Regions from separate parts of the Homo sapiens genome. Here region 1 is linked to region 2. The links are chromatin loops, found by intact Hi-C in ENCODE. Cell type or tissue: gastrocnemius medialis. All regions are shown on one strand. Links, peaks and the distances in the headings refer to the core of each region. The heading gives the core; the rest is flanking DNA.

What was found. Peaks named below come from ENCODE experiments on the same cell type or tissue, not always from the same donor. Only the 100,000 strongest peaks of a DNase experiment are listed, where the experiment ranks them.
Region 1: it touches region 2 in a loop (4-fold over the local background); 1 of 110 quality-filtered maps calls a loop at or near these places.

Annotation. Positions count from the first base shown.
Region 1 is chr10:3,562,580-3,577,507 of GRCh38, forward strand. All of the region lies in intron 1 of LOC105376360 (a long non-coding RNA gene), which reads left to right. Among named protein-coding and RNA genes, the nearest start is that of LINC02669, 67 kb to the left of the region's middle. In gastrocnemius medialis, for the core only: no CTCF peak of the experiment used is centred there; DNase peaks (open chromatin) are centred at 7,223 and 8,432; H3K27ac peaks cover 2,039 bases.
Region 2 is chr10:3,741,824-3,756,751 of GRCh38, forward strand. It overlaps LOC105376360 (a long non-coding RNA gene), which reads left to right. Exons shown (of 2, transcript NR_131187.1): 2 at 6,865-8,941. LOC124902540 (a long non-coding RNA gene) reads right to left here and starts at 13,474. Exons shown (of 3, transcript XR_007062364.1): 1 at 13,130-13,474; 2 at 11,834-11,947; 3 at 10,004-10,195. LOC105376361 (a long non-coding RNA gene) reads right to left here. Exons shown (of 3, transcript XR_930578.4): 3 at 14,758-14,842. RefSeq lists enhancers at 520-659, 12,904-14,103. In gastrocnemius medialis, for the core only: no CTCF peak of the experiment used is centred there; a DNase peak (open chromatin) is centred at 7,988; H3K4me3 peaks cover 496 bases; H3K27ac peaks cover 2,500 bases.

The DNA.
Region 1 (14,928 bases), core at 6,972-9,471, 180 kb before region 2:
ATGTTGTTGTTTACTGTTTTAAGGGAGAACACACGTGTTAAGTATATAAAATCACAGACAGAGCAAGATTAGACTATTCCAACTAAGAATTTTTTGAGGTGCGTAAGTGCTTCTTATACAAACATTTCATTTGAATAACTAAAAATATCTAGTGTTTTGAGGGTGTGGAGAAATCAGAACTTGCGTCCACTGGCAGTGGGACTATAAATTAGTACAAACTTTTTGTAAGACAAATCTGGAAGCGTCTCCCGATTTTGAAATGCATATAAAACTTTGATCCTGACGCCTCACTTCTGAAGACTTGCCCAGAAAATTAACTTGCACAAGTTCAGATGGATTCATGGATGAGAATGCAAGATCCTTTCCTTTTTTTTTTTTTTTTTTTTTTTTTTTTGAGATGGAGTCTTGTTCTGTCACCCAGGCTGGAGTGCAGTGGCTCAATCTGGGTTCACCGCAGACTCTGCCGCCCAGGCTCACGCAATTCTCCTGCCTCGGCCTCTCAAGTAGCTGGGATTACAGGCCACACCACAATGCCTGGCTGATTTTTTTTTTTTTTTTTTGGGCAGAGAAGGGGTTTTGCCATGTTGACCAGGTTGGTCTCAAACTCCTGACCTCAAGCTATCTGCCCATCTTGGACTCTGAAAGTGGTGGGATTACAGGTGTGAGCCATCGCTTCCGGCCTAGAACCTTTTCTTTTCCAGTCTGGCTACACAAGGTCTCCTTCCTCTATCTGGAGAAATCTCCCATGTGTAAGTCTTGGTGAGAACAGAGCCCATAACTCACCATAGACACTGAAGATGCTGGGCCCTCGTGCTGATGGTTGCCCTCCTGATGTGGTCCATTGGGTAACTGTGTGAGAGTGAGCAAGGCTCAACTCCATCATGCTACTGATTCATTTCTAACCTGGATATGGTTAAACAAAGAAGCAAAGGCAGTGGAAATATGTAGGGCAGTGGCTGGAAAAACTGTATCTTTTCTAAGAGAAACAGAGGTAGCAGCATCCGGGACACACTAGTACCAATGGGGAACCCACGCAAATTGCAGCAGCTGAGGGTGGTGGTGGGAAGTCCCCCACTGCTGCCTCTGCACATGGTTTGGGCAATAGTTCTCAATGCCTAACCTTTTCTTCATCCCATTTTCTGAATCAATACTTTATCTGTTCTGCTGGCTGTGAACTGCCAAAAATCCTTTTAGTAAATTTCTTTCCTGCTCCAATCAACCAGAATCTCAATTTCTACTACTGGGAAAGACGCTTGACTTGACACAGGGTGTCCACAGAGCATTGTTATGGCAAATAAGTAAACACAGCCTAAATGTTTACACCTAATGGGTCTAATTAATAATTTGTTGGGCATCCATGTGACACAATCCTATGTGGACATTATAAATAATGTGGTAAATCTATACATATACTTTGGTATTCACATGGAAACAGCTCTGAAGTATATTAATGAATAAAAATTCAAATTGCACAGCAAATTTTCTGAGTTTCGATGGAGTCACAGAAAATCAGTACAAAGACTTAAACAGATGAAATTAGCTCTTGTCAATTAACAAGAAGTCTGGACATAGCAAGTCTAGGGCTAATGTCACCAGTGCTCCTTAGCAAGTCTAGGGCTAATGTCACCAGTGCTCCAGTTCTGGAGTCACAGGACGGCCACCACAGCTTTGGTCTGCATCCAGGCTCACGAGAGAAAGAAGCCTAAGAACCGTGGAAGCAGTGGTGAAACCTCAGTCTAGGGGCAGAAGATGGATTCCATGGTGCCCACAGACACCGAGAGAAAGAACCAGGGGAGGAGCTGTGAGAAATCAAAGAGCGGCACAATATGTTCGCCCAAACCCCAGATTCTGGGATGAGGCTCCCTGGGCTGGCATCACAGGATACCATGTCCTACCCAGGCAGGTTAGTTTTCCTCTTCGGGGCCTGAGCTCCTCCTATGCCAGATGGGAATAGAGCTGCTGTGAATATTCAATGATTAACATATGAGGGGCCACCCAAGCTCTGCCATGCACATTTGAAGTGTTCTATGAACAGTAGCTCATATGATTTCGTGCAGGCTTCTTCTGATTCAGAAAAGAAAACATCTCTAAATCCTAAGACCCACCTGTGTGTCTTCTTAGTGATATACCCGATTGGCGCTCTCTCTCAGAGTCTCAGAAAGACTCTCTTCTCTCTGTCTCTTTCTGTGTGTGAGTGTGTGTGTGTGTGTGTGTGTGTGTTATGACTCATAAGCTTAAGTGATTATGGAGGCCACAATTATGGAGGCCATAATGTGACTGTGAGCTGAAGAACCAGGAAAATGGGTAATTTAGTCTGAATGTTAAAGCTTGAGAGCCATGGAACCAACAGTGAAACCTCAGTCTGAGGGCAGAAGATGGATTCCATGGCACCCACACATACTGGGGAGAGCCATCTGCTTTCCTGCATTCACCCATCCATCCAAAAGCTAATGTCATCCAGAAACACCCTCACAGCCACATTGGAAATAATGTCTAATCTGGGCGCCCTATGCAGTCTACTCAAGTTGGCACATAAAATATATAACCATCACAGAGACATTTGCTTTATATGTTATGTCTTTCTCTAATATTTGAAGATTTTTCAATGAGCCCTTCTTTTATAATTTAAAAATATTATAGAAATAAAACATTACAAATTTAAACCTGATTCTAATTAACCATTTTCCCATTTGCCCCAAGAATACTTGCCAGCGGTGCTTGCAATTGCAGTATTTACCCGGTGATAACTTCGCCACAAAATATCCTGCTCTTATTATTATTTTTATATCACTCCGGTATGTCAACTTTGGAAACAAAAGACATCATTCTATTTGTAGCATTCTGTTTTTAGTAGTGGTCGTTCCATTTAAAAAGTGTAGTAACTATCGATCGCTGAAAATGTCTAATCCTAGGAAACGTAGCATTCCTATATGTGATGTTAACATCGTTCTCCAATAGTTGTTGGCCAAAGATTCATTTGGTGAGTCCAATTTTTCCAAAATACATGATTCTGATTATTCGGATAATTCTGATGTTAGTTCTGTTTAGAGATAACTCCAAGAACAGTTTTTATATTTTATTTTCACATTGAAAGTCAGTCCGATTTTCCTTAGCCTCAAAGAGCTCGTCTATGTTAAATGAGCACTGGCAGTGAGCCACACTATTTTTCTGCCAAATGAGAGGAGGGTTAATGGATTTGGTCATTGGCCTCACCCCATACAGACAGGACTCACACACAGTGGTAGATTGAAAAAGGTACAGACAAGCCTTTCAGGCACCATGACCATGCTTGAATCTGGGGCTGGCCATGAGCCTTGCTTTTGCCAATGGGACAATTATGAATCTAATGCAAGGAGAGTCTCGAAAGCATCCAAGTGCTGGAGCTTTTGCTGTCTCTCTCTCTCTTAGTTTTGTACAACACATACACCATGGAAAGGAGCCAGGGCCAGCCTGCTGGAGCATGTGACCCATGAGAGAGGCTATCCAGGAACAACCAACTCAGCCAATGTGTCAGTTGACCAAACTATCTGAGCGAGCCAGGGAAGATCAGCAAAAGAACCACCCGGCTGAACCCAGCCCAAACTGCAGGCCCTCAGAATGGTGAGCTGAGCCACAACTGTCCTTCTAACCTCTCAAGTTTTGTATACCACAAAACTGATATTCAATGTGATATGTAAACATTCCCTCTCCCCGGAAAAGGTGTTCTATCTAAAAACATTCTACACCTAGATCATAGGATGCTTCGAAGAGGAGGTGGAATGATTTAGAACACAGACTAGAAGCAGTCTTTGGATTAGAAAGAGATACCTGTATTGGGTCATAATGTTTATAAATATATATTTCCCAAAGTAGGTATTTATTTATTTGTTTGTTTGTTTTGAGACAGGGTCTGACTCTGTCACCCAGGCTGGAGCACAGGGGTGCCATATGCTGCAGCTGCCACCTCCCAGACTCACTCGACCCTCTCACCTCAGCCTCCTGAGTAGCTGGGACTACAGGTGTCTGCCACCATGCCTGGCTAATTTTTGTATTTTTTGTAGAGATGAGGTCTCATGTTGCCCAGGCTGGTCTCAAACTCCTGGGCTCAAGCAGTTCACCTGCTTTGGCCTCCCAAAGTGTTGGTGTTACAGGCATGAGCCACTGCACACTGCAAAAGTAGACATTTAAAAAGCATATTGTTTTGTCAAAGATGACAGCAGCCCCATGACACCATGCATACATTAAATGTAGAGCACTTGATTACATAATGTCTTGGCAGCATACAGGAGATCAATGTTGTCTCAAAACAAACCCTTCTTCACAGGAAGTGGTGCTTCATTCTCTTTCTTCAGTGTGAGCCAAGGACCAGCTGCTGGAACTGATGACATGAAGGCAAGGTGCCGCTCCATTAGGCTCTGTTTCTTACCTGCTGCAGATCAAACTCATAGAGAAATGATAGGAACAGCCCAAGAACATAAAGAAAGCCCAGAAATATTACAAGGGCACATTTTCCCTCCTCTGATTATTTTTGATAGCAGTTAAAAACATTTCTTAAAGGAAAATACTTTTTTTATCATAATGAAGAGATAGGCAAGCTTTTGCTTACCTCATTTAGTCAGACATCTTTTTTTTTCTCTTATCTCCTTTCTTCATTTTCTGTCTTATCTTACTGGTACCTAGAAAGCAAAATGGAAGCAAAAGAATTTGTGCATGTTCATTTGCAAAGCTGCTGGCTCTGCTGCTGTGGCTGTTTGCAGATGTAACTGGGTGCTAGACGTGCTTCTCTTGTTGTCCTAAAATTTTCAGCAGAAGCTCCCAACTGCACCACTACCACCACCAACAACAACCACAGGCACAAAGGACTTTCGCCCACTGCAGGTGGCTGCTGGACACTCTACTCAGGCTGTGGAGACAGGGGAACAGGGGAGCACCGTGGGCAGAGCTACTGCATCATCACCTTCACCATGATATACGGGAAGGTGACAACATCAGCAGTGAGGGGCTGAGGAGGTTTGGAAAGCGCCTGCCCTGCCTCTGCTTACCCCACGGGAGAAGGGAATTGCTCCCTTCTCACCTCAGGATAAGTCAGATAAGCCTCACAAAAAGCAGTTAAAGAGCTTGAGCCACATCCCTGGGATCTGAGGAAGAAGTGACTAATATTTGACTTATGCCTGAGAAAGGATAAAGGTGAGTCTGGCTGGATCTTTCAGACGGGAGAGAGGCCATACCCTTTTACTGACAATGGGACCACAGTATGCACTTGCTGGATGTGGGCCTCGTGCATGACAGCTGGGTCCCTCTGCTGAGAGGGAGTCTATCCAGAGGCCTCATGCGCAGGAGACCCAGTGGTGTCTATGCCCATCCCTCCAGGAACCTGCCTGGAATTCCATCTCTGGGGAGGAAACGCCAGCAGAGGGACAGACCTGGGGAAGAAAGAAGCTGCTTTTCATTGTCTCCTGGTGGATCTAGTTTATTTAATGCTAAATTAAATTAAATTAGCACCTCCTAATAGATTTGCATCTTTTCAGAGAATCCTTCTGGGTAGCATCGTCCACTCCTTGAGAGAGAATTGACCGGCCTTTGGTAGAAGAGGAGGCATGGTCTGTATGGCAGGAACACAAGGCGTGAAAAGGCCTCACAGGCCCTCACTGGCTCATCCACTACATATTGAGGCTTCACGCATTTGTCTCAAGTCCAACCAGAGCCATGCCTCTTTCAGTCCTTAACCCTTCACCCACACCACCTGTGTGCACAGACATGTATGTCTCAGGGAAGGTTATAAATGAAGCTTATTTGCCATTTACTTCTCTGCATGGACTTTTTTAGGTCCTTCTCTCAGCATGGCAGAATGTATAAAAAATTGATCATTCCTTGTGCTTGAGCTATCAGGGCCACCATATCTGACAAGCACGAGGAGCAGGTTGTTGTTATTTTTGATTGTTCCTGTTGGAACACAGCTATGCTCATTGGTTTACAGTGCCCATGCCGCTTTTATGCAGTGGCCACAGAGTTGAGTAGCAGCAACCGAGACGTTACAGTGCACAAAGACTGAAATAGATACTATCTGGTCCTTAACACAGGAAGTGTGCAAACCACCCCCCAACCGTATAGGATCTGGCAAACCAGACCCTAGAACTGTGGGACGAATACCAAGATGAAGGTCAAGTCCCAAATTCCCTGTCCTTACCTGCCCTGGGGCCAGCTTTGGGACACAGAGCCGTGAGGAACATGGGCTCTCTCTCCTGCCACCCTTCTTCTTCCTCTTACAAATGTAGCCATTTCACTACCTGCATGTGTTCTAAAATCTAGTGTCCTTTACAATTAAAAGCCACCTAGAAACGCAAGCATGCCCATCGCATAGATTGCATGGTCAATGGCTCCATACAGAGTCCCTTTAAAGAAAATTTACCAAAATTTACAACTTAAAAAAAGTGAAAAATTTTACCAAAATTTATAACTTAAAAAAAAGTGAGCCTTTTGCTTCCTGGTAGTAGAGGTTGGAGCTGTGATAATATTATGGGCACATATTATTATGTGCCCATAATAATATGGGCAAGGCACCTCATTTCAGTATGCACCTGTGAGGAACAGGCCAGCCATTGTATCATGTACTGAGTGAATAAACTGAAATCTAATCCAAGAACATGACGTTCGAGGTGAAGGTAAGAAATATCACATTACATTGGAACAGATGGAGCAACAATGACTGCAAATGGATGTGAAATTCACTCGGAAGTTTTTCTATTATTTTTATCACTCTAATTCAAAATACACCTGCCAGCATTCTTTTCTCTGATTCACAAGCACCTCTTTAAAAACAGACACAGTGTAACTAAAAGATAAATATTTAAGGTGATGGATATCCCAGTTACCATTTGATTACATGGAAGTATTAGATTATTACAGGTACCCCCAAATATGTACATCTACTATATATCAATAAGAAAAGGCTTGGAAAGTAAAAAAGGAAAAAAAACAGACATATACACACCCAATAGTGCACGTGCACATAACATCTAATTTTAAGTAGAAACGCAGTGATTTCATATCATAAAGAAAAGGAGTTTGGGGCCTTCCGTGCTGAGCCTTAGTGTTGGTAGGAAACACTAACAGGCAGTGCTGGGGACAAAATCTGTGGGACTCAAACAAAACGAAAATGTGGGTCCCCTTGTGAAGAAATCATGCAGATGGCCAAGGCCAGGACAGCAGAGGGCTAAGCTAAGTTCGTGTCCCATTCCCTGCAGCCAGCACTGCCCAGGAGCCGCCTTCCATTCTCAAACATGTAACACAGAGGCACCCGATGGCAGAGATGGCTTCACGCTAGCTGTGCAAAGCTGCCCACCATCATCCTGGAAATCATGCAGACGGCCAAGCCCAGGACCGTAGGGCACTAAGCTAAGTTCATGTCCCCTTCCCTGCAGCCAGCACTGCCTAGGAGCGGCCTTCCATTCTCAAACATGTAACACAGAGGCACCCGATGGCAGAGACGGCTTCACGCCAGCTGTGCAAAGCTGCCCACCATCATCCTGGAAATCATGCAGACGGCCAAGCCCAGGACCCTAGGGCACTAAGCTAAGTTCGTGTCCCCTTCCCTGCAGCCAGCACTGCCTAGGAGCGGCCTTCCATTCTCAAACATGTAACACAGATGCACACGATGGCAGAGACGGCTTCACGCTAGCTGTGCAAAGCTGCCCACGGTCATCCTGGGCCATGGTGCAAACTAGACGGTGGAGCAAAGGAAGTTTCAAAGCAAGCGCCCCTTCCTCTTCTTGGGCAAAACAACTTCTCTTTTGTGTTCTTCCAGCAGCCTCGACTGTAAAGACCTTTCGGTCACTGCATTAGCCCTTGTCTTTCCATCTGGCTACTCAGCTGCTGCTATTAGCTGAAACATCACTTAAAACAAGAAGCAAGGCATTAAATGTTTCATTCACCCAGGCAGCAGCTGTGGGGAGATAAAGGATGACATGCAATGGAGACTTTAAACACCAGAGCCCTGAGAGGACAGGGGTCTTGGGCGGCACCTCTTATTTTATCGGTGGGCAGCAGGCCTGTCCCAGGGAGTGGTCACTGGGGAGCCAAGCCTGTCAAACACCTTTTGGCAGGAATTGTCACAAAACAGGAACCTGCTGGGAGGACAGAGACATTTCAGCCAAAAAACAAAGGCCCTCGAGCCTTGGGCATTTTATTTTGCTTTGAAAAAAGACCTTTCAGCGAAGAAAATGGCATCATTGTTCTGCTCCTGAGCACTGATACCACAGCGGGGTCACTGTCCCCTAGTGCCCAGCACACCCTGCACAGCCTTGGGGACAGGGGCAGGGGCTGAGGGGCCACAGGAAGGCCCCAGTGAGGGGGAAATTGTCCTTCAGTACAGAACACTCATTTGCAGGGAATGTGGGGCTCGAGCCAAAAGGGCTGGCTGGCTTCATCGAGGCTGTGCATCGTGTTTGAAAGTGTGTTGAGCCATGTTTGTCCCCAGTGCCAGTCCCCACCTCCTATCCGGCAGGGCCGTCCAAGGTCAACGAGAAGAAATGAGTCTTTACTGAAATGCAGAAAGTACTGTGCTTCCCCAGCATCTGGAAAACCTGCCCTCCCTACAGCAGTGCCACTGGGGACAACGCTGTGTTCTCCTTGGGGGTGTGGCCAGTGGCCTCCCACTGTGGAAGACGGCCTGCAGGGCCTCTCTGCGAAGGTGACAACTCCTCTCAGCCGCTCCCTTGGCGAGTCCCTGTGCTAGATGAGCGGCTCGCTGGTTCCGATCATTCCTTTCTTCATTTGTTAACGGGGATTAAAGGACATTTCTCCAAGACCCCCTCCAGAATCTGCAAGACCCAGTGCAAAATGAACATGCAGGCCCCATGAACAAGCAAGGTTAAGAATTTCAAGGCAGTGACGAGGGGGCATTAAAGAACCCAGCATGGGGCCCTGCTAAGCTTGGGCCGGAGCGCCCGCCCAGGTGGCCCGTCCGTGACTTCTGCCCTGTGTGCTTGCCCGGATTGTTAGGAAGAGTGATCAGAAACGTGTGTGAAATCGGAGTGCTGCCCAGCTCTTGATAGATCCCGGGTGGATGATGGTCCAACTTAAACAGATGGCCAGGAAGGAAGGAAAGGTATTTCCGTGGAAATCATCTAAATCAAGATGCAGAGCCCACGTGTGAAAAGAATGTGTTGCTAAGAAGTCATTATTTAGATACAATGAGATCAAACTATATAAAGAAAATGAAGTGGAAATATGGGTTTTACCTGCCCCTCTCTCCTCCCAGTGAGAAAATGGAGTTGAAATATGGATTTTGTTTGCCCCCTTCCAAGGCGAAGAGGACGTTTGATGATGTCCACGTCCGAGGGCTGTGCCTGAGCATCAGAGGCAAATGGAAGTCAGGTCTCCTATGAAGACAGAAGTTCCAGTGACCCCAGTTGGAGAACACCAATCTCTTCTAAAAACAGAAAGTTCAGAAATCACAGCCTGAGTAGGCACTGACAGGTGTCATGTTCGTATTTTTACCCTAGCTCCATACATGAACATTTATTAACCATTATGAACATCTTAGAACAAGTAATTTTTCCTCCCTATGTATTATAACCTAGAGAGTGAAACTAAGAGAGTCTCATAAGGAACATGGACTCTTTCTATTCCCTTAAAAGGCTCTGCATGTAACACAATCTTCCTCACAAGAGACTTAAACAGATCGATCCTGTCCCCTAAAAATGTGTAGGCAGTATTTTCTGCCTGTAACTTCTGAAAACTTCCATAAATTTCCTTTCTGCTGTATGAAAGGACTTCCTTTCATCTATCCTAAAACTACCCTCTTCAAACTTCAAAGGCTGACGCCACAGTTTAAATATTCTGGGATTTGGCTAAGAGGTCCATGATCACGTTAGCAATGCCTTTCATGAATTTACAAACTTTGATCATTTCTTCACCTCGGCCTTCATCTTTCAGACAAAAGAACTCTAATTTTTTCAGTCAGTTCTTACAAGGAAGACATTCCAGCCACCTCCTCCTAACATTTGGTTCCCCGTTCTTCCCATATTGAAAGAATGTATCTGTCTGTCTATAAAAGCAAGATGAGGGATGATACATGCAAAGTTTCCCATGAACAGCTGCAACATAGCTTTTGAAGAGTAGGAAAATATTTTGTTTCTATTTTTAAACACCAGGTTAGATCGTTCTAAGAATGGTTAACTTTTTCTCCTGAGGTAATAACACATTAGACTGATTTTGACAGTGCATAATCCAAGTCCATGGCTCATATCTTTTTAAGATCAAAATTTGGATTACATTTTCCAAAAAGTCCTCCTACCTTCCCTACATTAAAGATATGGGCCATTTTTTTCTACTCATTCTTGCAGCAAAATTAGGTCCTAATAGCCCATAATAGCTCATGGTATTTTAACCTTCCAATTAAAATACAAATGCATTCACAGTCACAGAGTTAGAAGAAACACTATATGATTTTCAAAAAACCACTGAGCATCTCCCACATGCAAAGAACCAGGCCCTAAGAGTTAACGTGAGAAGATGGGAATAAATGTTAATGTGGAAGGTGTATTTTATCTGAGTCAAATCCCTTTATAGACCTTACCAATTGGCTCTTATTCCTACCTGTTCACCCAGGATATTCAGCAACTCGGACATCTGTGAGCCTCAACAGAGGTCTCCTTCCTTAAACCAAGAGGCCTTCTCCCTTGAGCTGATGTTGCCTCCCTACAAGACACTAGGGATGTGGCAATGCCAAGTTAAACTTTGACAAAAATGGTGGGGAAAAAAACACTTTCCTCTTTGCATTACAATCGCTTCAAGGGGTTCCAAATCGAAGCTACGTGCACCCCGACACTTCGTGGAGTTTTTATTTTGTTTCATAAACTCATTCTTGATCTCTCACTGACAGCCTATGCTTTGCATAAAATTAGGGAACAAATACTCGGAATTATCACCATACCCGTAATAAAAGATTCTGTGATACCAGGTTGTGCCTTTTTCTATCCTCAGGAGGACTCAGGGGTGAGATATGTTCAGATGTATTTCAGCACCTGCCATTGACACCCCTTTGGCTAAAGCTCAAATCCCTGTTCCCAAACCAGAGCGCACAGTCCTGTGAGGACAGGTGGGTGGGGGAGAAGCAGTGTCTAAAAATAAGTTTCAGAAATGAGCAGAGGAGCAGGGGCCTGTCCGTAATGTGTTGGAGATTCGACAGGGTTAGAGTTCCTGGTGGCCGGGTGTCAGGCTGCTTTCAAACTCCCGGTCATCATGCGGTTGGAGGTGACTTCAACTCACAGCCTGCGGGTTCTCATTCCCAAATGATGACATCGAGGCACAGGGAGGCTAAAGTTCTTCACTGAGTTTACACAAAATGCTGGTGAGCTACAGAATTACAGAATCTGAGCTGCAAAATCATTCTCTTAACACCACCAGGTAATTCATAAAATATATTAAAAATAGCGTTCATCAATGGACTCCTCGCAAGCATTTCTCTTCATATTCTAACCAGAGTCTAGCTTATAACAAAATAGTTTAAAATATGAGTATTAACTAGAAAGTTTAATTAAACCAAAAAACATTTACTAAGCACCAACTATGTGCAGAGGAGGACGCAGGTACTGCAGAGAATACCAACGCGAGTGATTTTGTTTGAAGGTCAAAGCAGATTCTGGAAAGATAAAAGTGAATTACGTCCTTCCTTTTGATTGCATACTTATGTACAGCCCTGCAAAACTTTTCATTTGTTATGCAAGATATTCCATTATATAAACCATTTTGCCTTTTACCCAAGAGTGCTTCTATTTCTCCTCAATAAGCCTAGCTCTTAGGTTGGTGTTAAGCAATTTCACATAAATGGAGCTGAGATTCTTCAACTTGTAGTTAGAGTTTTCTCACAATCCTGCTTTAGAGATGTGGTCATATTAGCAATATATTCCCCTCAATACCGAGTATTTGGGCTTCCACGGTACAGCATTTGACTAGAGATTGCAACTTTATCTTTGACTTTTGCCTAAAGCTCCGTAGTGGGTGCCATCTGCAGTGAGCAATGTATTTATATCAAGCCTGTCAGTTAAGAGAACCCTCCCAGGCATTTCGAGTTGTGATCTCTACCGTATCTGCTAGAGAGCACTTAATGATTCTAAGAATAGTCTTCTTTCTGCTTCCTCCGTCCTTTCCAGGCCTGGGAGAGAAGCCCAGGCAAAACCTCCAGAGAAATGAGTGCACGCTCACACCTAAGTCTCCGGACGTCTAGTTGACTTTGTCTTTTTTCTCTTAAGACATTGATCACCCAGTTCCTGAGATCTCAGCTAGGGCGAAGTTACTTTCTGGAGAGAGTTGTGAGCCTGGTGTTCAGAATTCTTGGGTGGATTTCTGAATATCAACTTCATAGCAGCCACTGAGTATCTCCCAACCTTCTCCTTTGAGAAGTAGGGCATGAATTCCTGTCTTTCCCACCTCTCATCTCCAAGCTTTTGAGAATACAAGATGAAATAATAAATTTGAAAGTCCTTTACGGACTGTGAAACTTACAATTATTCAAACTTAAATGTGAGTGAACGTGACTAGTTTAAATAATTGCTCACAAATGAACCACAGGTTGGTATTCATCAATGACTTGAAAAAAATAAAACGCCCAAAGTAGCTTCTCACATATTTTTGAGATAGTTAATTATTATATTTCCCACAATAGGGGAGCCCTCAAATAACACTCAGCTGCATCAAACTCTTAATATCTGAAATAGAAAAGTGTACAGTGACAGATACAGAAACGAATCAGTGCATTCAAATTCACAGGACACCTTCCTAGTTTGTCTATGATTTCCTATTGAACCAAATCATGATACCTAAAGGAGAATTCAATTTCAAATAATTAACCAGGTTGTAGCCACTTCTATTCTATAGTATCATTTTCACTCTCAGTTGAGCTTTTAAGAAAACAAAAGCAGACTCAATAAAATAAATGCAATAGTGTTCAAAAAGAAAGAGATTTAAAAGGACTACAAGGCATATTAGCTGTGCAATGATAATTTTACAGGGAGTTTAGATCTTCTAGGCTGTACAGTAAGAACATATCTTGATTTAAAGATTCATTCATTCATCGATTCATCCATCAATCATTTGCTGATCTCTACTAAATGACAGAAACTGGGTTGGGTGCAAGGTGGTTTTTGACTTCACAGAGCTCATGTCTAGTAGGAGAGAGAGAAATAACATTAAAGTACAATAAAGTGTTTCAGAAAGTGTATTTTCTATGAAACTCTGCAACTATTAGGATGTGATTGTTCATGGGCACAGACAGGAAATACGTGTTTAACAATGTCCTCAATAGCCCCAGCTCCAAGAAGGGGTCCCACCTATGGTGGCTGGTTGGCAGATAGTTATTGAAATTCAAAGTGCATGACTAGCATTTCTTGAGAAACTTAGGAATGAATTATAAAGGATATTATGTGTGTGTTAAGATGTTATTTTAGCCTGCTTATTAAAGACAGGAAATTTGTAAGAATGTCTGCAATTCTTGAACTAGAAAATAAAGACTGTCAATTTTTATTCTGAAGGCAACAAATTAATAAAATGTGAAAAGATATGAGACCACTTCAGATTCTAACCCTGTGAATGTTTTTTTCAATTAGTTATGCTTAATTGGTTTAGTAGTTTTGTTGAGGAAAAAAGTAATTCTGAGGTAAGTTGGTAATATAGAAAAGAGGACATTTGAATACAAAGATTTTTTTTTTTTTTGAGTATGGTAGCATATACATGAATGGCAACTGAAAGTTGGGAAGTATGTGGTTTAAGGCATCAAACCAGAGTCACTCGAGGGGAGATATGTCTAAACAGAATTAACCTCAGTGTATTACCAATGTTTTCTAAGATTTTGTTTACATATACCAAAAAAAACAGATTAAATTGGTCAAAGTATGAGTCACATAATCAGTGTATTGGGGGAGTTTTTGAAATCTGTTATTTGGCATACTGGAAAAAAAAGTATATTTCTAGCTACCCTATTAAAAGTTTTTGTTCAATTATTGTTATATTGCATAGATATAATATCAAAAAGTATCAAATTTATGAGGGAAAAGCCTGGTGAAAAAGAATCCTAGAAATTTTTTTTTTCAGAAATCTTATATGTTATCAAACATATGAAAGAGAAGCCTTTGGGAATATAATTGGAAATTGAAACTCAAAGTACATCACAAAATTCATGAGAATGAAGTGTAATTTTATCAATTTTTTTTTTATCCTGGAAGTTTGAGTCTTTCCTTTTCTAACCTGACAGACATTCACCGTTTTGACACCTCTCTGGTGTTTTCTTCTTCTTTATTGCTACAGTAACTAAAAAAGAAGAACATGAAAACTTCATCCAATTGCAGTATTAAGCTCACTTCTAAATTGTATTAATAGCCTATGCTATGAGCATAATGGAGTAATAAATTAAGAAAATGTAAAAAATAAACATAGGTTTAATATTATTAAATGCTGTGGTAATTGTTTTACAGTAAAATTGTATAATGGGATTGTATAAGTTCTTTCGACTCATGTCAATTCAACTTTACTCAAGAGCGAGAGGACAATTTATACAGTTTAGTCAGTGCACCAATTCTTTTCAGCATTCCGCTCGAAATTTTTATCCTGAGTGAGTGTGAGAATGAGGCATTTTTAGTATGCAAGTAACTTCCACCCATTTCAGTTATTATGCCCCCTCTAGTAAAAGAATTTCACTGTAATTATTGCATGTTTAGTGTCTAAATATATGTTCGTGCTTTGCATGGCACCGTCCTCTAAGTGCAAGCCATTTGTTTCACCTGGCGCTTGGTCAATGAGAGAACACACAATCTGTTCAAATGTTGATGGGACGAGAGGTCATGGTGGAATTATTACATGACTGGCTGTGAGTCAGTTCCAATAGGGTACCTTCCCAGGGAATTAGTATGCACAATTGTTTTTGTGTGCTGGCCTGAGGCAATAGCCCTGTAT
Region 2 (14,928 bases), core at 6,671-9,170:
GATGAAATCATGGAGCATCACTGTCTTCTTGGGCTGAGTTAGCTCCTGGGTGGGGGTCACAAGATCAGATGGGCCAGTTTATCCATCTGTGTGGTGCCAGCTGCTTCATCAAGTGCAGGGTCTACAAAACATCTCAAGCACGGATTTTAGAAGCAGTTTAAAGAGGTTCAGAATCTCGTAGCCTCCAGCTGCATGACTCCTAAACCGTAATTACTAATCTTGTGGCTAATGTTAGTAGCCTAGTTCCCAGGCAAGAAGGAGGTTTGTTTTGGGAAAGGGCTGTTATTGTCTTTGTTTTAAACTGTAAACTATGAACTAAGTTTCTCCCAAAGTTAGTTCAGCCTATGACAAGAATGAACAAGGACAGCTTGGAGGTTAGAGGCAAGATGAAATTGGTTAAGTTGGATCTTTTTCACTGTCTCAGTCATAATTTTGCAAAGGCAGTTTCACTTTCAGAGCCCAAACAGTACAAAAAATGTAGCGGAAGGGTGAATTTTCTTTCTGTGTTGTAGCCAGGACATCCATCTTCTCCTGCCCTCACGTTGGGAGCTTCTGGTTCTTAGGTCTTCAGATTTGAACTTGGGACTTGGGACTGAGCCACACCACCAGCATTCCTGGCTCTGCAGCTTGCAGACAGCAGATTGTGAGACTTCTAGGTCCTCATAATCTCAGCAGCCACTTCCGTTAATCTCTATATATACATATACATATACATGTGTGTGTTCATGTATGTGTGTGTGTGTAGTCCATGTATGTGTGCGTGTGTGTATAGTAACACTTTTGTTACTCCATTTAACCTTGATTACATAACATTCACAAGCAAGTGTTTAAATACAATTCTTTTTTAATTTGAATTGTTTGGTATTTTGTGGGCCTTTTGGTTTAAAGGCTCATATTATTTAGCTTTAAACAATATTCTTGTTTCATTTATTTTATAATTTCTGTTTTTCCAAGTTTATTTTGCTCTAACTCCTGCTATTTTTTTGCCTTCAAGTTTCATATATACATTTTTTGTCATATATATGCATGTGTGTGTGTGTGTCCTTGAAGACAAGAAATATATACATATGGACCTTGAAGACAAGGACTACACACACACACACACACACATGCACACACACATGCACACATGCATGCACATTTTATGTATTTGCATCTATACATGCATAGAGAGCATATATATGTATATGTGTATATATACGTGTGTGTGTATATATGTGTGTGTTTATATGCGTGTGTGTGTCCTTGAAGACAAGCAATGCAGTTGTTGTTTACATGTCCTGTGCCTATCACAATGCATGGGATATGATATGCTTTCAGTAAAGCTTGCTGAACAAATGCATGAATGAATGGGTTAGCAAAAATATTTTAACCTGCCTAAAAGAAACCATAAAATTTATAATTTTTTAAAGCAAGACTGTCATGTATATATCAACAGATAAATGAAAATTTGTTAGAGAAAAAAGAAAAAGCCCAGAATGAGAATATTATGTTCTCTTTATCCAAACTAACTCCTGTAGATGTGAAACTTGGAGAGAAAATAAACAGGATCATTTGCTTAGGATTTCTCTTCTAAGAGCTCTAAATATTGGAAACACACTGAGTAGCAATATTGCATCCAAATCTGTTGGTTAACAAATTAAAAATGTATAAAATAACAAACATCTTCCTTAGGGTAGGCCCATAAAAAATAGATTTACTAAATGAAAGAAGTAGTGTTTCAAAATAATTTCTATCACTAATTTGAAGGTTTTGCTTTATTGCATTTTTTGTTCAATACTGCTAAAGCAATTCTTATCATTTTTTCAGTGATTCTCAATTTTGAACACTTTTGTTACTCTGATTTAACCTTCATTATGTAACATTCCCAATCAAGTGTTCAAATGCAATTCTTTTTTTTTTTTTTTTTTGAGATGGAGTTTTGCTCTGTCGCCCAGGCTGGAGTGCAGTGGCACGATCTCGGCTCACTGCAAGCTCCGCCTCCTGGGTTCATGCCATTCTCCTGCCTCAGCCTCCCGAGTAGCTGGGACTACAGGTGCCCACCACCACGCCCAGCTAATTTTTTGTATTTGTTTTGTTTTGTTTTGTTTTTTTAGTAGAGACAGGGTTTCACTGTGTTAGCCAGGGTGGTCTCGATATCCTGACCTCATGATCTGCCCACCTCGGCCTCCCAAAATGCTGAGATTACAGGTGTGAGCCACCACACCCGGCTGCAATTCTTTTTTTAATTTGAATTGTTTGGTATTTTATGAGCCTTTTAGTTTAAAGGCTTATATTCTTTAGCTTTGAACAATATTCTTGATTTATTTCTTTTATAATTTCTGTTTTTCCAAGTTTCTTTTGCTGTAACTCCTGTTGTGTGTTTTTTTTTTTAATTAAGCTTTCCTGGAATCGTTATCTATATATTTTACTTTTCCCTATTTTTTCTGTATCTTTGTATTTTTCTCAATTAACTACTAGAATAATGTAAGTTAGTATTTGACATTTTGAAATCTTACCATCGATATCAGAGTCACAATTTATGGGGAAAGAAAGAAGGTTAAAACAAAGACAGCGCCTAGCATAATCTCTTTCGCAATAGTGCTGATTAGATTAACTACGTACTAAGTAGAGCAATAAAGTAGCTGCAGTGAATAGTGAGGAAGGACAAGCATCCCATTCAAGCAGCATCAGGAAACCTTTATCTGGCGCTCACCAGCTCTGTGCCCCACGCTGCTGATAGGTGATCAGCATGGCTTTGTCCTTGACCTTGAGGACTGAAAGCTTAATATTTCCTTTTCCTGCCTTCCTTTGCCATATTAAAACAATTCCAAACTGGTTTTGGTGGTGCATACCTGTAATCCCAACTACTCAGAAGGCTGAGGTGGGAGGATCCCTTGAGCGCTGGAGTTCAAGGCTCCAATGAGCTCCAATGGTACCACTGCACTCAGGCCAGGGCCACAGAGCAAACTCTATTTCTAAAGTAAACAAGGACTCATGCGGTGCCTCACACCTGTAATCCCAGCACTTTGGGAGGCCAAGGCAAGTGGATCACCTGAGGTCAGGAGTTCGAGACCACTCTGGCCAACATGGTGAAACCCCCATCTCTACTAAAAATTCAAAAATTAGCCAGGAGTGGAGGCACACACCTGTGGTCCCAGCTACTCGGAAGGCTGAGGCAGGAGAATTGGTTGAACCCGGGAGGTGGAGGTTGCAGTGAGCCAAGATGGTACCATTACACTCCAGCCTGGGCAACAGAGCGAGACTCCACCTCAAAAAATAAAAAAATAAAGTAAACAAATACATAAATAAAAATTTAGAAATAAAGCAATCTCAGTCTTTGAATAAAGCTTCTCATTATATTATGATATAAAAATATTAAATTTTACTCCTAAAAATCTTACAATCACTATCCCTCTTTATTTTCCATTGGACCATACCAGCCAGTCAGAATATTCTCGCACTCTCTAATCCACACTCATCCACAAAAACACACATGCATTCAATATTCACATGCCCAAAAGCTATCTCCACCCATTGTTCAATTTATATAAAGTCACTATTCTATTTCCAATAGTCATCCATCCACTCATTCGAACCAAGGTTCTCAGTTAACTGTAATTCCATGAGCTGCAAAGTTCTTCACCTTTGAAGATGTCACATTGTTTTCTAGAATTTCTCCTTCCTCCTAACAGTCTTGTCACCATACGCATCTTGCTCCAGCTGCCTTCTGGAGCAGGTGATGGGATGAGAGAGGAAGAAGAATCCCTCCTCCCATCTCTCAGAAGTGCAGCTTCTGCCAATCACCATGAAACAGCAGGAACACTGGGCTGAAAACAAGCACTGAAGGAACCAAAGAGTAAATAAATATCAGCACAGACGCAGACCTTGATATCCAGCTCATCAAAGCGTGCTGCACCCTCCCAAAAAACAGTCCCTTACTTGAAAGAGCGTTAGAATTAGAGAGGAGCCTGTGACGCTTGGCAACACCACAGCTGCTCTCAGCAGGGTGCCACAGCACAAAAGGGTCTCAGGAAATTGTCACAAGTGAAGGAAACACAAATGTAAAATTGATGAGGAAAATACCTGCCTTAAAATGATAATGGCAATTGGAAGTATTCCAGATGGCGTCAATGTGGAAATGATCCAGTAAATGAGATTACAGCCGGGTAGTAGCATGCCAGGTCAATCTTAAAAGTTGTTGTGTATAGCGATGTTTATTAATTTGAAAAGATATTCATATATTTTATGAGAAAGAGTCAGGTTTCAAACAATATGTAAGATAGGGTTCTGATGTAAAGACATAAGGAAAAGGAGAGAGCGAACGAGAAATTGACAGGATCTGTAACTATGTGTAATGCTGGATGGTGAATTGTTTTCTTTCTTCCTCTTTGTTCTTTGTTCCTACAGTCTAATATTTATAGTAAGTGTATATTTTACAACTAGACAAAAACTTTTTTTTTTTTGAGATGGAGTCTCGCTCTGTTGCCCAGGCTGGAGTGCAGATGGCACGATCTTGGCTCACTGCAACCTCTGCCTCCCGGGTTCAAGAGATTCTCATGCCTCAGCCTCCCGACTTGCTGGGATTACAGGTACATGCCACCGCACTCGGCTAATTTTGGTATAGACTGAAACATTTTTAAATGTATAAATTTCACACTGCAGTGCAATACAAGGCAGAGAAGCACTTCGGTGCAGTGGGAACTCCGCGTGGGGGCCACATCCCCGGGTTTCACCTCCAGTTCTGCTGCCAAGACATTTAAGAAAGTCATTTAACCATTAGAGCTCATTTCTCCACCTTAAACATGAAGACGCTAAGTCCACTTATGGCTATAAAATCTGGAGTAATCGATTTCTTAAACCCATATATCTACCCACCCTAAACACACTGTTCTTACACACATTGCCAAACTCTCCGGCTCATCGTCACACAGCAAAGCCAAAGACCTCAAACTTTTCTGCCAGGTGACAGCCCTGCTGGAGGCTTCTGGTCACCTTGCACATTCCCGTGTGTCCTCTGGACAGAACACCACGCAAGCCTACACGCCCCACAATCCAGGGGAGGCTGAATTAGCAGCTGTGCAACACCACTAATGTGGAGCCTTTCCAGCTTCATTGAGTTTGACTTAAAATAAATGGAGACTTGTGTGTGTTGGGTGAGGGTGGTGGTGCGTATCCCCATTTTGTTTAATTTGGGAAGGGACTTTTGGTGGCTTTGCCAACCCATGGCAATATTTGCAGTAAAAATTCACAGCTGATTCTCTCCCTTCTGGTCTGTGGAGTCTCCTTGGGAACCACTGATATGAATCCAGCCCCTGTCTACAGAGGTGGAGGATCAGGGGGCGTCTGCAGGAGCATGTGGCCAGGCATGGGTGCACCTAGATGCGGTGAGCAGGGGTACTGGAGAACAGGGTCCCTGACAGAGGGATGCAGGTCGTGGAGGACATCGGCCAGGGACCCTGGAGCGCCATAAAGCTGCTGGGGCTGAGGCAGGATGAAGTCGGCACACGCGATGTTCTCTGTTTCTCAAACTGGGGGACGGCGGGATGAAAGCGGCACCCAGGAAGGCTCAGCCTGGCACGAGTGTGCGAGCTGAACGGAATGTGGACGGTGTTGGCCCAGGACGCAGCTCAGAGGCTGCTGCAGTAATCCCGGCGTGAATGAGGCTGTAATCCCCACAGAATGATGTGCTGGGCAATGTGGAGCCTGGCTTCATTTCCAGCTCTATTTATGGCTCTGAATTACAGGAAAAGTGGGGGAGGGCACTGCTCCTGAAGCTCCGTTTCCTCCTCCCGTGGTCCTAGGTATCTGACCACCTGCAGCCACAGTCCCTGAGCACACTGTGCATGCGGGAAGCCCAAATACACAGATTCTGGAACTTTCCGAAGACACAGAGGGTGGCTCTGTTCTTCCCCTGAAGGCAACTCATCCATGCCACACGTGTCTTTATCACTACCGGAAAGCTCCAATGCGTCCTAACGCCTCCGGTTTGATGGTTGACTCTGTTTCACTCTGAACACCACAGAAGAAGACGGCCGTGCCAAAGATGCACGGGAATGAGAATGTTTGCCAGATAGGAGCACAATTTTCATCAAGCTTGGTTCTTAGGAGTGACACTCACTTTATGACATAAACTCAAATTTCTTTTACACAAAAATCAGGGGCAGTAATAAAAAGGTATTCTATGTGACCGGGAAGCATGGTCAACCGTGAAAACAGAACTTCAAAACAAGAGGCAGAGCCAATCAGGGAACGCTTCCATACAAACAACGTGCACAGCAAGGGCTGAGAAAAATAAGGCCTTTTCCTGGGTATTGTTTTGTGGGACTGCATCACGGTTGCAAAATTCGTGTGCCTCACTGGAAGCACAATGTTCTGCACTTACACCCTAGTAAATATTTTTACAAGATAATACTTCATGATAAAGGTGTTTGGCTCACAAAACCTCTCCCTGTCAACAACTGGAGGTTGACCTGTCACTTGCCCAAAGCTGTACAAACACTGGTGGGGGATATTTGCATCTGTCACTTCTAAAACACCCTCCTTTTTAAATCTAGTATGAAAGACAGTTTCCTCCAAAAAAAAAAAAAAAAAAAAAAAACCAAAAGCTGTTTCTTTTTTTTTCTTTTCTTTTCTTTTTTTTTTTTTTTTTTTTTAATGTTCCTAAGACTGGGGAAATCTGAATCTTTTCCTGAAAGCAGAAGTGACTGGCTGGCATGAATTAATAGGATTCATTGGTGCTGACTCCCCCACCTGCACATTCCTGCCCACAGTCGCGAATCTTGACGATGACATCCATGAGCACAAAGAATTATGCCAGGCAATCCTAGAGAATGGGAGTGTTTAACCTTTTCCTCGCCATCTTGTCTACTTTTATCTCTGCAGAACCCTCTGTGGAAGCGGTGGTCTGACACAAGCATTTCTGGATGACGCTGAACCTGCTTACAACTCCCTGCTGCTGTCAGGCAGAACATTCTCCAAACCGCATGAATTTGGAAGTCTGGACACTTCAGGCATCATCAGGTTTATGGTTTTGTCATAACCCTGCTGAAAGTCCTTTACCATCTCCAGGCCTCCATTTATTTTCTATAAAATAAGGAGTTTGGAATGGCACTGTGTTGATATTCTCCAGTTTTGTGAAACATCGTACTCAACAATCGCGAGCAGGCATTTTACAGACCTTGCTTTCCTAGACCTGCTCAAGTAGAACATTCAGGTCAGTGCTAAGAGTTAATATGCTGCCTCCGTCTGACCTCCACATTATGAAAAAAAATATAAAGGAAAGAGCAAAAGGTAGAGCAAGTAGGTTTCGGGCTTGGTGGAGTAGCTCTGAGTGCTGCCCTGTCCTTGGCTGTGTGTGCCAGGTGAAGCGTCTGTGAAGGTCCCCAGTGGGGTGTGCAGAGCACAAGGGCTGCTTCTGAATGCAGGCACGTGATCTAAGGACACTGTGCATCACCAGTGTGACCCCAGGAGTAGTTTCAGAGCTTTGATAAGACCTAGGCCAGGCTCAGTGGCTCACGCCTGTCATCTCAGCACTTTGGGAGGCCAAGGTGGGTGGATCAGCTGAGGTCAGGAGTTCAAGACCAGCCTGACCAATATGGTGAAATCCTGTCCCTACTAAAAGTACAAAAATTAGTTGGGTGTGGGGGCGAGCGCCTGTAATCCCAGCTACTTGGGAGGCTGAGGCAGGAGAATCATTTGAACCCGGGAGGTGGAGGTTGCAGTGAGCCGAGATCACACCACTACCCTCCAGCCTGGGAGACAGAGCAAGACTCCATCTCAAAAAATAATAATAATAATAATAATAATAATAAGCCCAGGAACATCAGATGTGGGCTGCATTGACGGCCTGCCTCTCTCTACACCACAGGAATCTGGGCTGTAAAGGCAGGATATAAATTCAAGTCCACATGCTATGGAGAAATCAGAGGTTTCGAAAGTATCTCCGTGACTGTTTTTGAAGTCACAGCTAATAATTCACCGTCTGACACTCCGGGGCTTGCCTGGATCTAAAAATAGTTGTTCCCCCGAGCTGGTCGGGGAACTGGCTGAGAAGGGAGGGAGCTGCGTGGAACACATTCTGAACCATCAGGAAACCCAAAGCAAAATCGAATCTTGCCACCTAAGATTTGATTATTAAAAGATGGATTTGACAGCTGATTCCCCATTAATTACATTTGTAAAGATATTTGAAAGACAGGAATGAAATGACAGTGGCCCTGACACAGTCCTTGGGGTTTAAGACGGAGTCTGACATTGTATCTGTCTCCGGTTCTGCAGCAGCTTAGCGACATCAGAGACAATTGAAGCAAAGGGCCCACTTATGGCTGACAGCTGACCCTGCAGCCCAGCTGGGAAGCCCCTGAGACGACCCGGGTCCAGCCATCAGGGAAGGGAACCAGCGTGGCCCCAGGAGGGCTTTAGGCTGAGGCTTCTCCCAGGATGTGGAGGCTCAGCACTTTGCACAAATTGGATTCATGCCAAAGGAAACTGAAAGCCTGCCTTTCTTTTTTTCCCAGTGCACATCTCAGATTATTTGGCCTTTGTCCGAGGACTGAAAACAGTTCTGTGTCCAAGTATGTTTTTAATACCTGATATTTATTTCACAAAAAAGCTGAAATTGCTTTGTGTGTCCAGGCTTGAATGTTTAAGGCATACTTGATTAATACATGTGTGCTGAGCGCTTCCTGGGGCTCCTAGACACTGCCAAAGGTAGCTCAGTGGGGAAATTCAAGGCAATTTTCCCCTTAACTTTTGCTACTTCTGACCATTTTCCACTTATGTTATTATGCTTCTGTATCCATCTGTCTGCCTATGTCTAGCTATCCATCATCTATCAATCAATCACTGTATCTTGCAATGGAGGAATTAACTGTGATGTTTTCAAGCGTGTCGCTTCTCTCATATTCCTATTAACATATTGGAAACGCTCAGCTAAATAGAATAAAGTTTTTAGCCTAAACCTACAGTGAATGTCTAATGCTTTGGGCAAGATATTGAAGGGGTGGGGGAGAGATAATATGAATGCTTTCATAGACACAGCTGGACTTCTTTCCCCCTAAACATGAGTGAGAATTCTTTCTATGCTTCTAGTTGAGATTGTAGATAAATAGAGAAATCACATTTGAACATAGGAAATGGCTTCTGATAAAGAAGGCACATTCCTGTCTCTCTCACACACACATGCACGCATGCACGCACACACGGACCTCCCACCCACCCATCAGAAGCGTATCAGAGGCCTCTGCCTCCCGCCAGGATTCCCGGCTGCAGGACACAGCCCAGCAGGAGAAGCTTTTCCCTCCATTCTTTCAAGGGTGAGTGGACACATAGGCTGGTGTCGCGTGGTTTGCTTGGTCAAGTGAGGTCCAGTTCCTGGAGGTGGGTTTCTTTCAACATCTGAGAACAGTCACATGGCCCATAGTGCAGAGCCTTCAGAGAGGAAAGGCACTGGTTCCAAGCATTTCAGTTTAGTTTCATTCAAATGCAGAAACATGGAAACACAGATTAGACTCGTATGATCAAGTTGTACTCGAGCAAAGAACACAATACCAAATGTTTGATTTCTTAAGAGTGTCCTGAAAGAGTCTCACATACACTCAAAGTTAGTTACCAAGTTCTTTATGAGATCTTTTCTAAGATTATGAATATAATATTTGACTTGTGTAAAGCATCATGTCATTGACTAAAGAAAATATGCATATATATAATATATATATATATACAAAGTTGTATAATATTTAAAATATTTCTGAGTGGTATGGCTTGAAAAGATATTACAGTAACCGATTATCATTGTATGGGAAGATGCTTTATAAAACAAGATTCTTCAATATAGGATATTCTCAGTGGCGTTATTTCTTGACTTCTATTTATCAGTAATAAACTTGGTAGAAAATGTTAAAATAATGTCAGAGGTTATTTAATGGGAAATATGTATGTTTCTTTCCATTATAAGAAACTATATATCTTATAATAGGACATTTTTCTCACCTCACCTAAAAATAACACAGAATGTCTTATTTCATATAAATATTAGTTTTAAAAGGTTTTAGTCATATATCTTGTATCCTATTTAATTTGCGTTCTTTTTACACTTAGAATGAACACAGACCAATTCTAACAAAAACATAATAAACACAGAAGCGACACGTGGGCTAAGTTCAGGTATGAGACATTTGCGCCTTCTGTCCGCAGTGTTCTCAGGAACGTGTCACTGTGGATGCAGACATGGTTTTAATGGGAAAGAGGTAGAAATTTGCCCAGAAAATTGTATGTCATAAGGCATCATCCTGGAGACAAGCCCTTGAACTTGGGCTCTACATTATATAAAGACAATCACTGAAGGTGAAGGAGAAATTGCAGTAGAAGGAGGACAGGTGCTTGGAGAAGTTCCTGTTCTGCCCCAAGGGTGTTGGGGAGGCCAGGAGGAGCTCTGCTTCCTGCAGGGCTGTGTGTTATCAGAGTAGCCCCTGGTGGCCTCAGAATGATCCCCTAGAGAGTGGAAATCGGCATGTACAGTTTGCACAGAGGCAAGCATGCCATATCCCAAGTTTAAATACACCAGTGTGCACCTTTGTATGATGATTCTGACATCATGAATGCAGCAGGTCTCATCGTGATGGGATCTATTTCATAAAAAACATTTTGAGGACTAGAGAGAACCATTTCCTATCACAGTCTTTTTTTTTTTTTAAGACAGAATCTCGCTCTGTTACCCAGGCTGGAGTGAAGTGGCCCAATCTCGGCTTACCACAACCTCTGCCTCCCAGGTTCAAGCGATTCTCCTGCCTCAGCCTCCCAAGTAGCTGAGATTACAGGTGTGTGCCACCATGCCTAGCCAATATTTGTATTTTTAGTACAGACAGGCTGGTCTCGAACTCCTGAGCTTCAGTGATCTGCCTTCCTCGGCCTCCCAAAGTTCTGAGATTTATAGGTGTGAGCCACTGCGCCCGGCCCTCACAGTCAATTTCTTATGAGGATTTTTCTTCTAAATATCCCAAAGAAGCCATGTGGGGCACAGCCCTGGGGTGGTGGGCAAATCAAGAGTCAAACTCTGAATGTTTCCTATCCCAGGGAGAGGGAGAAAAGAATCTAATCCAGAGAGAAATTGGAAGGCTTAGTATAAGAAGTCATGCCAGATTATCAGCTCCTATTTTGGGCCAGGCCTTTGAGGGGCAGCGTCCTGAGCCGTGAGGAGCAGGTGTCAGGCTAGGGCCTGGTGGAGACATCAGGAATCCTTACACAGTTCCAGGGAAGAGGGAAGAAAACCCACTGAGGACTGAGGAGGTTGGTCATGCCAAGTGGAGGTGAGGAGTGGGGCTACAGGAGGCTGATTTCCTGCTGTTCAGCAAGGAAGTCTTGGGTTGTTTGCCACTCACGTATTTTACGTTTCTAACTAAGACACAGGACTTCAGGAATAAGATTGCCCTGGAATGTCTCCATCAGTGGCTCTCTCCTGGGGTTGACTTGGCTTCCCACATCCCACCCGAGCAGGGGACATGTGGCAATGCCTGGAGGTAAGTTTGCTTGTCACAAGTGACAGATATGCACCTACCATCTAGTGGGTGAGGGCCAGGGGTGCTGTTGAACACACTGTGTACAGGACGGTCTCCTACCACAAAGAACTGTTTCCGTCAGAATGTCAACGTGGCTGAGGCTGGGAACACACACTCTAACTCTTTGGAAGGTGCTATGGACTGAATATTTGTGTTCCTTCAAAATTCATGTCGAAATCCTGACCTCTTAAGTATTAGGAGATGCCATCTTTGGGAAGTGATGAGGTCATAAGGATGGAGTCCTTAAGGATGGGATTAGGGCCCTTAGAAAAAATGGCCAGAGAGAGCTCCCTCACCTCTTTCACCGGGTGAGGACCCAAGGAGAAGGCACCATCAACGAGCCAGGAAACAGGCTCCCACCAGACACCGATTCTGCCAGCATCGTGATCTTGGACTTTCAGCCTCCAGAACTGTGAGAAATGAATACTTGTTTAAGCCATGTGTATTGTTACAGCAGCTCGAATGGCAAAGACACAAAGCAAGGACATGGCTCTGATATATTGAACTGAAATGTAAATTATATAACAATATTTTACATATATAGAAAATGTTCACCAAGGCAGGCAGATCACCTGAGGACAGATCAACACCAGCCTGGCCAGCATAGTGAAACCCTGTCTCTACTAAAAATACAAAAATTAACCAGGCGTGGTGGTGGTTGCCTGTAATCCCAGCTACTTGGGAGGCTGAGGCAAGATAATCGCTTGAACCAGGAGGTGGAGGTTGCAATGAGCTGAGATAGCACCACTGCACTTGAGCCTGGGTGACAGAGTGAGACTCCATCTCAAAAATAAATAAATAATAATAAAAAAAGTTCAGATAAATATATAATAAAATGATATAAATTTTAGAGCTATAATTTTAGGCTCTTATATATGTCCTCCCCATAATGGGAGCCCACTGCTCTGGGGTCAGTCAGGTCTCGTAAAGCAACATTTTTCTGGCTGTGTTTGAACTATTTTTCTCTAGTCAGAGTGAAAAGAAAGGCAATCCTGGCTTATAAAGCTAAACTTTGTCACTTGCAGGGAAAGAGTGCAGCTGTGTGTCGTGGGCTGGGTTCTGCGTAACCTCGGATGCCTCTCCTGGCCTCAGTTTGCTCACCTGTCTTAGTGTGATAATAACAGTATCTGCTTCAGTTTCCAAGAGGACTAAATAATACAAAACACATATCTTGGTGTTTTGTGCATAATAAACCTTAAATGAGTATTTGCCATCATTTCTGCAATGTTTAGCTTTGTATCTGAATTATTACACGGAAACGAATCTAAATTCAGAACAACTCACAAAAATAATATATTAACATAAGATCTTTTGAGTTAATTTAAAACATTAAATAATATTTCCAATGAGAGTTCTTTTTCTGCCCTTCTCCTCACCCCCCAAACTGTAAAGTGAACAAAGATGGTATCTGTTGATGGAACCCTGCCTCAAAGAGGTTTGGGAGATGACAGAGTTTGATTGATCTGTCACCTTGTGGAAGAGCCCACTTTACATGCTAACAGCTTTTGAGTTCTTCAGGAAGGAACGGCCTGTGACTGGCTGAATCAGCACTCAGCTCCTGTTTACTACCAAGTACAGTACCATTTATTTACCTTGGAGTAACCCTTCACCCAGCATCGCCTCTTGAAAGCTTCCGAGGAGAGGAAACGTACTTCAATATGAAGTCTTATTTCTCAACAGTTCTCCTGGTCGAGTTTAAAATTTAAAAATTATCTTGCCAAGCTTTCTGCACTGTGATTTATGCAAGAATGGTACAAGAATGAAATGGATTGTCTTGGCAGGCTGAGTCACTGCTACGATATCAGGGAGTATCTTCCTGCTGCAGAGGAAAGGGAACACGTCATGCTCTTTGAGTCACAAACCTTCTAATCATCACCTGTCTGAAAGGGGACCTGTTGTAACTGACTCAGCTGAGATTCGCCAAGCAGGCACGCTGAGTGAGTACAGATACCTGGTTAGCAGGTGAGGATGCTGGGGTGAGATTGGCAGCTGTCACTCTCTGAATTTTGACATGGAAGAGGGTCAATATCTGATGCAGGAAAAGTGGGCACCTTTGCATACTAACACAGTGGGCTCACTTACATAATTACACACATTTATCGTCTGTCATTTAGGCCTTGAAATGTATGAATTAATCCTCCTTGTGATGGGAGCGCACTGCTCTGGGGAAAGTCAGCTCTCATAAAGCAACATCTTCTTGGCTGTGTTGGAGCTGTTCCACTTATTCATTCTCTGTTATCACATTCATTGTGCTGGAAACATTCCGGTCAATGTTTTCACTTTTCCTGGGATCCTAGACAATGTCCCCACCATAGCTGCTCTGGAACAAGCAGCTGTGTGGCGATGGTGACTCATTCAACAGAAGTGACTTGTCTCTGGTGAACTCTCCTCTCTGTCTCCTGCCTGAGCTGAAAGTCACAAATCAAATGATAAACCTGGAGCCTCAGCCAGTATCACCCCCGATCTTCAAAGTGGTTCTGAAGGGCCTCAGATGTCTGGCTATTAAGAAGTCCTTCAGGTTTTGTTTGCCTCGCTAATCCTGCCTGTCCTGCTCTTCAGATAGGCAAAGGAGAATTGCGCTAGGCTACAGCTCAGGGCCTTCATCTAAGGCTCTTGTCAACAGCTCTTTGGAGGGTCTGGAGGGCTGGGAAGAAGGAGTCGCAGGTTCCTAAACTACCACATTTCTTCCCACAGTCAAAGTCCTCTGGTCTCCCGAATTTTGTTTCCAACACGACCATGTTGTCTTTGGAAAGGGGGATGTGGGTGGGAAGAGTCTCTAGGTATTCCAAAGTAAATATCAAAGAAAAACTGTAACTGGGAGTTTTTATAAAGGGACAAGTTGTACAGGTTTTCCACTGATCCAGCTGAACCGAGGTCCTGTGGGAGCATCAAGCAGAAATTCCTACCAAAGAGTAAGAAACAAACCAAACGAAAATGATGCACACACAGAAAAAAGGAATAGCGTCTGCTACAATTGCTGCCTGTGCCCGGGTCATTATTTCTATGAGTGGGACCTGAAATGGACAGCTGTCATCGGTCAAGGCTGCAGCTGTGTGTCTTAGCTTTGCCTAGGGAAAGCTCTTTTCCAGACGGAATACAAATGCATTCCTCCTCCTCCTCCTCTTCTTCTCCTCCTGCTACTCCTCCTCCTTCTTCTTCTTCCTCTTCTCTTCCTCCTCCTCCTCTTCCTCCTCCGCCGCCACCGCTTCTTCTTCCTCTTCTTCCTCTTCTTCTCTTACTTCTTCCATAAAGTTGAAGTCCCAGGTTGAGTGAATAAATGCTTTTTGTTCCTTTGAGAGGTTCCCCTAAAAAATGAAAACAGAATTCTCTAACATCTTGCATGAACAAAAGAACACCTATTTACAAAAAAGCAAACAGCACATCCAGCATG